2 separate regions of the Homo sapiens genome follow, and region 2 is linked to region 1. Evidence: chromatin loops called from intact Hi-C (ENCODE). Cell type or tissue: Caco-2. All regions are shown on one strand. Each heading gives the region's core, and the rest is flanking DNA. Links, peaks and the distances in the headings are about the cores only.

The links. Hi-C counts contacts between places; a loop is a spot of excess contacts. Peaks named below come from ENCODE experiments on the same cell type or tissue, not always from the same donor. Only the 100,000 strongest peaks of a DNase experiment are listed, where the experiment ranks them.
Region 2: it touches region 1 in a loop (10-fold over the local background); 8 of 110 quality-filtered maps call a loop at or near these places.

Annotation. Positions count from the first base shown.
Region 1 is chr7:97,101,883-97,107,274 of GRCh38, forward strand. No RefSeq gene overlaps it. Among named protein-coding and RNA genes, the nearest start is that of SDHAF3, 13 kb to the right of the region's middle. In Caco-2, for the core only: CTCF peaks have their summits at 2,963 (motif pointing right) and 3,163; a DNase peak (open chromatin) is centred at 2,969.
Region 2 is chr7:97,497,209-97,502,600 of GRCh38, forward strand. All of the region lies in intron 2 of LOC105375416 (a long non-coding RNA gene), which reads right to left. Among named protein-coding and RNA genes, the nearest start is that of TAC1, 230 kb to the right of the region's middle. In Caco-2, for the core only: a CTCF peak has its summit at 2,216; a DNase peak (open chromatin) is centred at 2,193.

The DNA.
Region 1 (5,392 bases), core at 244-5,243:
CTTCAAACTATACTACAAGGCTATAGTTACCAAAAAAGCAAGGTACTGGTATAAAAATAGGCACATAGACCAATGGAACAGACTACAGAACCCAGAAACAAAGCCAAATACTTATAGACAACTGACATTTTTTTTTTTTTTAAGACAGGGTCTTGCTCTGTCGCCAAGGCTGGAGTGCAGTGGTGCGATCTCGGCTCACTGCAAGCTCCGCCTCCCAGATTCATGCCATTCTCCTGCCTCAGCCTCCCGAGTAACTGGGACTACAAGCGCCCGCCACCACACCTAGCTAATTTTTTGTATTTTTAATAGAGACGGGGTTTCACTGTGTTAGCTGGGATGGTCTCGATCTCCTGACCTCGTGATCTGCCCACCTCGGCCTCCCAAAGCTGGGATTACAGGCATGAGCCACCACACCCGGCCGACAACTGCCCTTTAACAAAGCAAACAAAAACATAAAGTGGGGAAAAGACACTGTATTCAACAAATGGTGTTGGGGTAATTGGCAAGCCACATGTAGAAGAAGGAAGCTGGATCCTCATCTCTCACCTTATACAAAAATCAGCTCAAAATGGATCAAAGACTTAAATCTAAGACCTGAAACCATAAAAATTCTAAAAGATAACCTCAGAAAAACAATTCTAGATATTGACTTAGGCGAAGACTTCATGACCAAAAGCAAATGCAACAAAAACAAATAGATGGTACCTAATTAAACTAAAAGGCTTCTGCACAGTAAAAGAAATAATCAGCAAACAGACAGCCCACAGAGTGGAAGAGTATCTTTGCCAGCTATGTATCTGATAAAAGACTCATATCCAGAATCTACAAGGAATTCAAAAAAATCAGCAAGAAAAAAACAAATAACCCCATCAAAAAGTGGGCAAAGGACATGAATAGACAATTCTCAAAAGAAGATATACAAATGGCCAACAAACATGAAAAAATGCTCAACATCACTAACGATCAGGGAAACGCAAATCGAAACTGCAGTGCAAAACCACCTTACTTCTGCAAGAATGGCCATAGATGTTGGCATGGATGTAGTAAAAAGGAGCACTTTTACATTGCTGTTGGGACTGTGAACTAGTACAACCCCTATGGAAAACAGTATGGAGAGTCCTTAAAGAACTAAAAGTAGAACTACCACTTGATCCAGCAATCCTACTACTGAGTATCTACCCAGAGGAACAGAAGTCATCATCCAAAAAAGACACTTGCTCATGCATGTTTATAGCAGCGCAATCTGCAATTGCAAAAATATAGAACCAGCCCAAATGCCCTTCAATCAATGAGTGGATAAAGAAACTGTGGTGTGTATATATATATATACATACACACACACACACACACACACACACACCATGGTATTATATTACATATATATGTTATATATATATGTTTTATATATATATGTTTTATATATATATGTTTTATATATATATGTTATATATATATATAAATGACATCAGTTTTCTCCAAAGACTTTTCTCTCTCCATGTATCTGTGACATATTTCTTTCTCTTGATATATGTCATTGTCAAGGAATCCTTGTTTTGACACTTCTTTTGTAAATCAGTTGCTTTTTCTCCTTGCCATTGCCCCACCTGCTTAGACTCTGTATCTCTCAGTTAAAGGATTGCAACAGTCTTCTAATTGCATTTCCTTTCTTTAGTTTTTTTTCTACCTCCAATTAATAGGACATAACATATATAGTATTCCATGGAATATATAGTATTCCATGGAATACTACTCAGCCATAAAAAGGAACAAAATAAAGGCATTCGCAGCAACTTGGATGGAGTTGGTGATCATTATCTAAGTGAAGTAACTCAGGAATGGAAAACCAAACATCATATGTTCTTACTTATAAGTGAGAGCTAAGCTATGAGGATGCAAAGGCATAAGAATGATATAATGGACTTTGGGTACTTGAGCGGAGGGGTGGGAGGAGGGTGAGGGATAAAAGACTACACATTGCGTACAGTGTACACTGCTCGGGTGATGGGTGCGCCAAATCTCAGAAATCACCACTAAAGAACTTTTCTGTGCAACCAAACACCATTTGTTCCCCCAAAACTGCTGAAATAAACAACAACAACAAAACAGAATAGATACTGTAAATTCATTCTAATTTGAGGAGGACAGAGAGAAGGGAGATAATGTCCCTTGTCAATTTTTTTGCATTTGTTTATATATTTACTGACTTTTGCTTTCTGTAGGTTAAATGACAATGGCCTTATGAAGTTGATATCTTTGTCTGAATTATTTAGATTGTTTTCCTTCAATTTTAAGAGTGCTATGTACTATGAAAGTACAGTGCTATGAAAAAGTGAGTTAGTAATAGTGTGGCTGCCAGTTGCCTTTGATTACAATGTGACTTTATATCCTGGGGGCACAGGTTGTACTCTGAGGACAGTGGGAAAGCTTTGGAAGATGGTGGGCTGTGGGAGACACCTGAGTGAAGCCATGTTTTAAAAAGATCAATTTGAATATGTTATGTCCTATTAATTGGAGGTAGAAAAAAAACTAAAGAAAGGAAATGCAATTAGAAGACTGTTGCAATCCTTCAACTGAGAGATACAGAGTCTAGGCAGGTGGGGCAATGGCAAGGAGAAAAAGCAACTGATTTACAAAAGTAGCGTCAAAACAAGGATTCCTCGACAATGACATGTATCAAAAGAAGGAAAGATGTCACAGATGCGTGGAGAGAGAAAAGTCTTTGGAGAAAACTGATGAGTTTAGCTTGGAACAGAGACTCTGAAAGGATGACAGGACACCCAGTTTGGACTTATCCTGTGGTTATATAGAGAGCAAGACTCTTAACTGTGGAGAGGTCAGAGGTGTGTGTATGAGGCTTGGAACAGCTTTTTGAGAAGCTATGCTGGCGGTTTTCCAGATAAGGGTCCAGTGAGGCCTTTGAAGTGGTTAGAATGGGCTTGGCCAGGCGGGGGCAGCAGAGCATCAGTAATTGCTGGGGACAGCTGGCCGGGACAAGAGCGCTGACAGGGAGTCATGTTTGGATTGAGCCTTCGCACTTGTTCACATTTGTGGGCTGGAAGAACTACAGCCAGTTAAGAAGACAGAGGGAGTGGGGTCCTGAAGGTGGGATCGCCTGGGCAGCACAAATGTGTGGAAGGCAAAGATGCAAAGACTTCTAGGAAGTCAGGAGGGGGTAGGAGTGTGAACAGAAGCAAATGACTAGTGACTTTGAAGAAAGAGATTTCAGAAGAATAGTGAGGCCAACACCAGGTTAAAAGGGGTCAAATGGGCTGGGCGTGGTGGCTCAAGGCCTGTAATCCCAACACTGGGAGGCTGAGGCGGGTGGATCACTTGAGGTCAGGAGTTCTGGACCAGCCTGGCCAATATGGTGAAACCCCATCTCTACTAAAAATACAAAAATTAGCCTGCAATCCCAGCTACTTGGGAGGCTGAGGCAGGAGAATCGCTTGAACCTGGGGAGGTGGAGGTTGCAGTGAGCCAATATCACACAACTGCACTCCAGCCTGGGTGACAAAGCCAGACTCAGTCTCAAAAAAAAGAGGAGGCAGGGGATTAAATGAGGAATGGGTATGGAGATGGAGAAAGTGGGAATAGGAATGTATATTTTCAAGTCAATGAAAAAAAGCAGAGTAACAGGATGGTCGCTTAAAGGGGAGGCAGAATAGAGAGATTTTCTTTTAACCTGAAGTATTCTCGTGAGTGTTTGTGAGCTCAATGAAATAATATCATGAAGAAAATAATTGAAAATGCCTGTGAGAGAAAGAACAAGGGGTTATGAAGACACTCCTCAGAAGAGTTGGGATATAATCAAGAGTTCTGGTGGAAAGTTTGGGTTGAAGGAGAGTAGGAAGGAAGAAGATATAGATAATGGAGATTTTATGGATCTTTATTAAGAGTGCCAACATTGTACAGTCAGCCCTTCATATCCATGCGTTCTGCATCACAGATTTAACCAACTCAGGATCAAAAATGTTCAGAAAAACAATTGCACCTGTACTGACATATACAGACTTTTCTTTGTCATTATTCCCTAAACAATATAGTATAACAACTATTTATATTGTATTAGGTATTATAAGTAATCTAGAGATTATTTAAGATATACGGGAGGATGTGTATAGGTTATTTGCAAATAACTATGCCATTTTTTATCATATACTTGAGCATCTGCAGATTTTGGTACCTGGGGAGCAGAGGAGAAGCACTGGAACCAATTCCCCATATATATCAAGAGATGATTGTATAAGTAAGCTGTATTCCAAATGTTCATTAGTTATCTGGAAAAGTTAAATCATTTTCCTGGAGAAACATGTGGTATTGCGGATATGGCATGTGGAAAGATTCTGGGCTGTGCTCTTCAGATCATGACATTATAATCACCTCCCCCTACTTTATAAATGTGGATATAACTCAAAGTTATGTTTTTACTGTTTTCACTTTACATTCTCCTCCTCAGAGAGAAGTTTCACTTTTACGGTTTAAAATATTCTTAACTATATAACAATATTTTCCCCCATTGTTGCAAGGACTCTTTAGTACAGAAAAGGCTGAACATTTAATAATTAGTTTTTAACACAGTGCCGTAATATCTTGTGTACTTTCCCAGAACTCAAATGTCTCCAAGATGGGAATTTAGATCACTGGTTCTGAATCCTGGCTGCACATTAGAATCACTTTGCCTGGAGCTTCTAAGCAATATCAATGTCTCAGCCCACCCTTGGAGGTTTGAATTGAGGCCTCATTCAAGCAGTTTAGAATGAGGCCTAAGAAACAGTATTTTATTATTTTTTTTTTTTACCAGTTTCACAGGTGAATGTAATATACAGCAGATGTTGAGAGCCACTGACTTAGACGATTAAAGGAACTGCACTGACACTATTAGGTAAATTTTCAATGCATCATGTAGGGTAGGCTGCCCCATTCAAACTCAGTGTGATTAAAATAAAATGCATTTCCACAAGCAGTTTTCTCTCCGGACTTTCTGTCTTCAATTATACATCCACAAAGGAAAACATGAAAACCTCTTAGATTCAGCTTTTTTTCCATTTCCTCATATCCGGTCAGTCCTTAAATCCAATGTCCTTCATAGTCTCATGCCCATGCTCCCACAGCTCTGCCTGCCTCTATGTGTTATGAACTCCTGGAAATCTCTTGCTGTCTTCTTTGGCTCAAGTGCAGACAGTTGAGTTAATCATGTTCTTCAGGCATGTTGTCATCCTGGATTCATGCAAGGCCCTTTGTTTAAATGAAGGTATTTATTCATTCAATAGTCTATTTTGCACATGGCTGCCAGATTGTTTTTAAAAGACTGCTTTCACCAATTCTCTTGACTCACATCTCCCAGTAACTCCTCATTTCCTACTCTGTAAATGGTGAACTACTTTGTGTGCCT
Region 2 (5,392 bases), core at 257-5,256, 400 kb after region 1:
TTTACAAAAACAAAATAAAAATGGATTAAAGACTTAAACCTATGACCTGAAACTGTGAAACTACTAGAGGAGCATTGGAAAAACACTGTAGGATATTGGTCTTGGCAAAGATTTCTTGAATAAGATCTCAAAAGCATAGTCAACCAATGCAAAAATGGACAAATGAGATTAGATGAAGCTAAAAAAAAAATATGCACAGCAAAGGAAACAACAAAGTGAAGAGGCAATCTATAGAATGCAAGAAAACATTTGCAAGCTACCCATCTGGCATGAGATTAATAACAAGAATATATAAAAAGTACAAATAACTTAGGAAAAAAATAATCTGTTTTTAAAATGGGCAAAAGATCTGAATAGACATTTCTCAAAAGAAGACATACAAATGGCCAACAGGTATATGAAAAAATGCTCATCATCACTAATCAGAGAAATGCAAATTAAAACTACAATGAGATAGCATCTCACCCCAGTTAAAATGGCTTTTATGCAAAAGACAGACAATAACAAATACTGGCGAGGATGTAGAGAAAGGGGAGACCTTGTACACTATTGGTGTGAATGTAAATTAGTACAATTGCTAGGGAGAACAGTCCAAAAAACTAAAAATAGAACTACCATATGGGCTAGCAATCTCACTACTGGGTATATATCTAAAAGAAAGGAAATCAGTATATCAAAGAGATGTCTTCACTATCATGTATATTGCAGCACTATTCACAGTAGCCTAAATAAGGAATCAACCTAAATGTCTGATATGGTTTAGATGTGTCCCCACCCAAATCTCATCAACAATTGTAATCCAAATTGTAATCCACATGTGTTGAGGGAAAGACCTGGTGGGAGGTGATTGGATCATGGGGGCGGTTTTCACCATGCTGTTCTCATGAAAGTGAGTTCTCATGAGATCCCATAGTGTTATAAGAGGCAGTTTCCCCTGCTCTCTCTCACCTTCTGCCATTAAGACATACTTGATTCCCCTTTGCTTTCCACCATGATTGTAAGTTTCCTGAGGCCTCCTAGCCATGCTTCCTGTTAAGCCTGCAGAACTGTGAGTCAATTAAACCTCTTTCCTTTTTAAATTACCCAGTCTCAGGTAGTATTTTTAATAGCAGTATGAAATGGACTAATACAATGTCCATCAGTGAATTGATAAAGAAAATGTGGTACATACATACATTAATCATCCATAAAAAGAATGAAATCCTGTTATTTGCAACAACATGGATATAACTAAAAGACACTGTGTTAAGTGAAATAAGCTAGACACGGAAAGATAAATATTGCATGCTCTCACTAATATGTAAGAGCTAAAAAACAATTGAACTCATGGAGATGGAGAGCAGAATGATGGTACCAGAGGGGTACCATGAGAAGGGGAGCCGGGAGGTTGGGGTAAAGAGTAGATGGTTAATGGGTACAAAAATACAGTTAGATTTTAAAAGGAGTAAGATTTAGTGTTCTGTAGCACAGTAAGGTGACTATAGTTAATAATTTCTTATGTATTTCAAAATAACTAAAAGAGTGAAATTGGAATGTTCCTAACACAAAGAAATAAGTGTTGAGGTGACAGATACTTCAATTACCCTGATTTGATCATTATGCATTATATGCTTGTATCAAAATATCTCATGTACACCATAAATATGTGTAAATATGATATATCGAAAATAATTAAACACTTAAAAAAATTTAAAGAAATCATTGAAACACCAGAAAAATGGCTCAATAACAGATGGACAATGTGAAATTGAATGAAACTCTGGCTCCACAAAGTTTGCATAAAACTTAAAGTTTCCCTCAAATACTTATTTGAAATCAGTAGCAAACTTGAAAGTGCATCAGAATCATTGGAAGAGCTTGTTAAATAGATTGCTGAGCCCCACCTCCAGGCTTCTCATCCAGTAGGTTTGAGTTGGGGCCTGAGAATTTGCATTTCTAACAAGTTCATAGGTGTTGTTGATGCTGCTGGTCTGGGAATCTTTGAGAACTATATGTTACAGAAGTTATCCCATTTGATTCTTTTGTTTTTCCCTGATATGTCCTTTCCCTGATGTGTAGTCTGTACATCACTGAATTTCAGTCATATTATTCCTAGTACCTACATACTTGTCTGGATAATTATATATTTGTGAGCAGGGAAAACCAGATTGGGGAGGGTGGTGGATTGGGGTAAGAAGCTGGGATTTGTTCATCTGCTGGCCATCAGGGGGAGTGCTGGTCAAGTTTTCTGCTAGAATCCTCTTAGAAGTTGTTAGCTCTTTCTAGGACTCTACATTATTCTTCTCTAATAGGTCCTCACCATCCACTAAATAAATGCGGTAAAAAAGCTTCTATCTTGAAAAAGAAACCACCTCTGGCCCCACATGATTTTGTTCTTTTTTTTCTCCTTTATAGCAAAATAGCTAGAAATATTTGACTTCCTGTCTTCACTTCCGGACTTCCCTTCCCATCTCTACCTTCTCTTGCACTGGGTCACCACCACCTCCATGTCGCCAACTCTATGGCTCATTCCTGGTTATCATCTTACTTGCCCTCCCAGCAGCGTTTGATATGAGTGATTTCCACCCTCATATGTTTCTCTTCTTTGCTTGCTCTCCTCCCCTTCTAACTTCTTGTTTGCTGCATCCATCTCCTTCAGTGCTCCGAAATACCCTAGTTTCTGATATGGAATATCTACTGTTCTCCATGTATATGAACTTCCAGGTGATCTCATCTGGCTTTAAATATCATTGCCATACCACACCATGAATACAATTTGATGATGGCTTCCCCACCCCACCTACTCTCTACTCTTGGCCTAATCTGCCTGATGTGTTATTTACAATCTGATGTACCTAGCATCTCTGCAAAATGCACCTTAATTCTTGTCTAAACTTCTACAGTCTCTCTGACAACTCTTGTATTCCTTCCTCCTGACTTCTCTTTAAAACTCAATAATGAAATATCTTTTTACTTGTATCTTTTCATTTCTTTCCTTCACAAGTGACCCTGTGACTGAATACTTTATTTTTATCTTTTTTTTTTTTTTTAGATGGATGGAGTCTAAACTCACTCTGTCACCCAGGCTGGAGTGCAGTGGCGCTATCTCTGCTCACTGCAACCTCTGCCTCCCAAGTTCAAGGGATTCTCCTGCCTCAGCCTCCCAAGTGGCTAGGATTACAGAAATGCACCACCACGGCCGGCTAATTTTTGTCTTTTTAGCAGAGGTGGGGTTTCACCATGTTGGCCAGGCTGGTCTCAAACTCCTGACCTCAAGTGATCCACCCGCCTCAGACTCCCAAATTGCTGGGATCACAGGCGTGAGCCACTGTGCCCAGCCTGTGACGGAATACTTTAATTTATCCACATGCCTAAGCACATTTTCTATAATTACTCCCAGTTCTTCTCATTGCTTATTCTCTAAATCTCTTTGAGATAAACCATATATAACAAAGAACATAATTTTGTATGGAGTGAAGATAATTTTTAAATATGAAGCAAACAGCAATAAGAGAATCTCTTTAGCAATAAAAAGAATTTCTATGTGTATATACATATGCATTTGTATGTATATATAAATATATGTGTGTGTATATATACATTTGAAAGCCAGAATAGTCAATGCAGTCTTCACTTTGAAAGATTTTTATCCTAAAATTTGAGAGTCCAGGTTTGATGCTTTAAAACTCAATTCGATATGCCTCTTTTAAAAGATTCATCTTTTTACATAAAACTGGGATTATGTATATGTGCATGAAAAATGAATGAACATCAAAGTCTATTCAAAATGTTCAAAGTAAGAGCTTTTTCAGATTACACTCATAGAAGTTTCTAGGCTTTATAGTTCCATTGAGGCTCTAGATAAATTATCTTAATTGAATCTAAGTTTGTAGCATTGATCCACACACACTGGCCTGCAGTGACACTAGTGAAATTTTCTATGTGAAATCAGTCAAGAAATATTTGCCAAATATCCTTTGGTCAGTGTGCAACTGCAGCGATTAAGGGACCCATTTGTTTTTCTTCCTTATTGTAGATGCCATGGCCAATCCCTGGTCTCTGAGAAATGAGGCAGGTCATAAGGCAAAGTGGGCACCAGGTCTATGTCCTGGTGGATTTCAGGAACTGACCAGGTGAAGGCAATGGGATGAAGGAGAAAGGACACAGGGATTTGAGACAGAGATGGTCCATCTCTCTCACTTACTAGCTGGGTTATCTCAAAGATTTTATTTAACTCCCTTGAACTTCACCTGTAAAATAGGAAAATTAAGATTTCATAAGTTGTATAAAAATGGAATGTGAAATTATATAACAGCACTTTGTAAAGGGCTATATCCACATTCATATCTGCATCAAGCCATACATTCGTTCGCCTACCTTTCTAGAGTCACCTAATTTCCACCCACTTCTGTAATAGAGAGTGCACTCTTAAGTTTCATATGTGAAGTTCATATATTGTAAGTGTAAAAATATTCAAGTAATAGCTACTCTAAACTTTTCTTAAGGTGACATGTTTTCCTAGCATGTCATCTTTGTCCTGATTTCTTTATTTACTTCATTTCTGGCCAAAATCACATAAAAGCTAACAATTTTTCCTTATGCCATAGATTAGGAAACAAAGCCAAATTCATCCAGTGGTGTTTTTCTGGTTGGAATTTCCTACAAATGAATACTCTCTATTTTGCTATGATATTCCTAATGCATGCAAATTATGCAAGCCAATGGAGACAGTGAGTAAGATATTGAGAACTAGATTGGCACAAAAACACTTCCAGATTTCACTGGCATATGAGGTTACGTCTGCATCAATACGCACATTTTTTAATACAGCACAGGATTCACCTAATACACACAGGCACTTGTGAAATTTCCCTTCCTCAAGTATTTTAGAGTATTTACAGAGTGACAGTCTCTCTCATGTACTTAGAAACCATTTCAATCATGCTGCTGATCTCTCTGCTTGTGACCCATGGGATTGGAAGCAAGGTAGAAGAGAAAGAGGCTCTCTGGAGCTCTTGTTCTCAGTTCATATCACCCTGCTCTCTTTCTTTGCCTTCTGTCTCTCCCTTACCCCAAACAGGAAACGGTGATGCACATCAGTTCAGACCAAAGAGTCTATTGCTCAAATAAATGAAAAAATACAATGCCTTTAGAACTGGAAAACAAAAACAAACAAACAAAAAAAAACCCCACTAGAGTGAGAGGTAGTAAGACAAGGAAGGAGAACCACTAGGTGCATTGTTGAGCTGGATCCCTGGGACTCAATCCCACTGGGGCCTTTGAAAAAGGCATGTGGAAGCACCTTAGAATTGTCCCTCTGAAGGACAGGAGGCAGAGACGTTTATCCTCTGACTCTTGTCCTTCACTGGTTGAAGGTTGTCCAACCAGTTGGCTGTGTGCTCAAGCTCAGCAA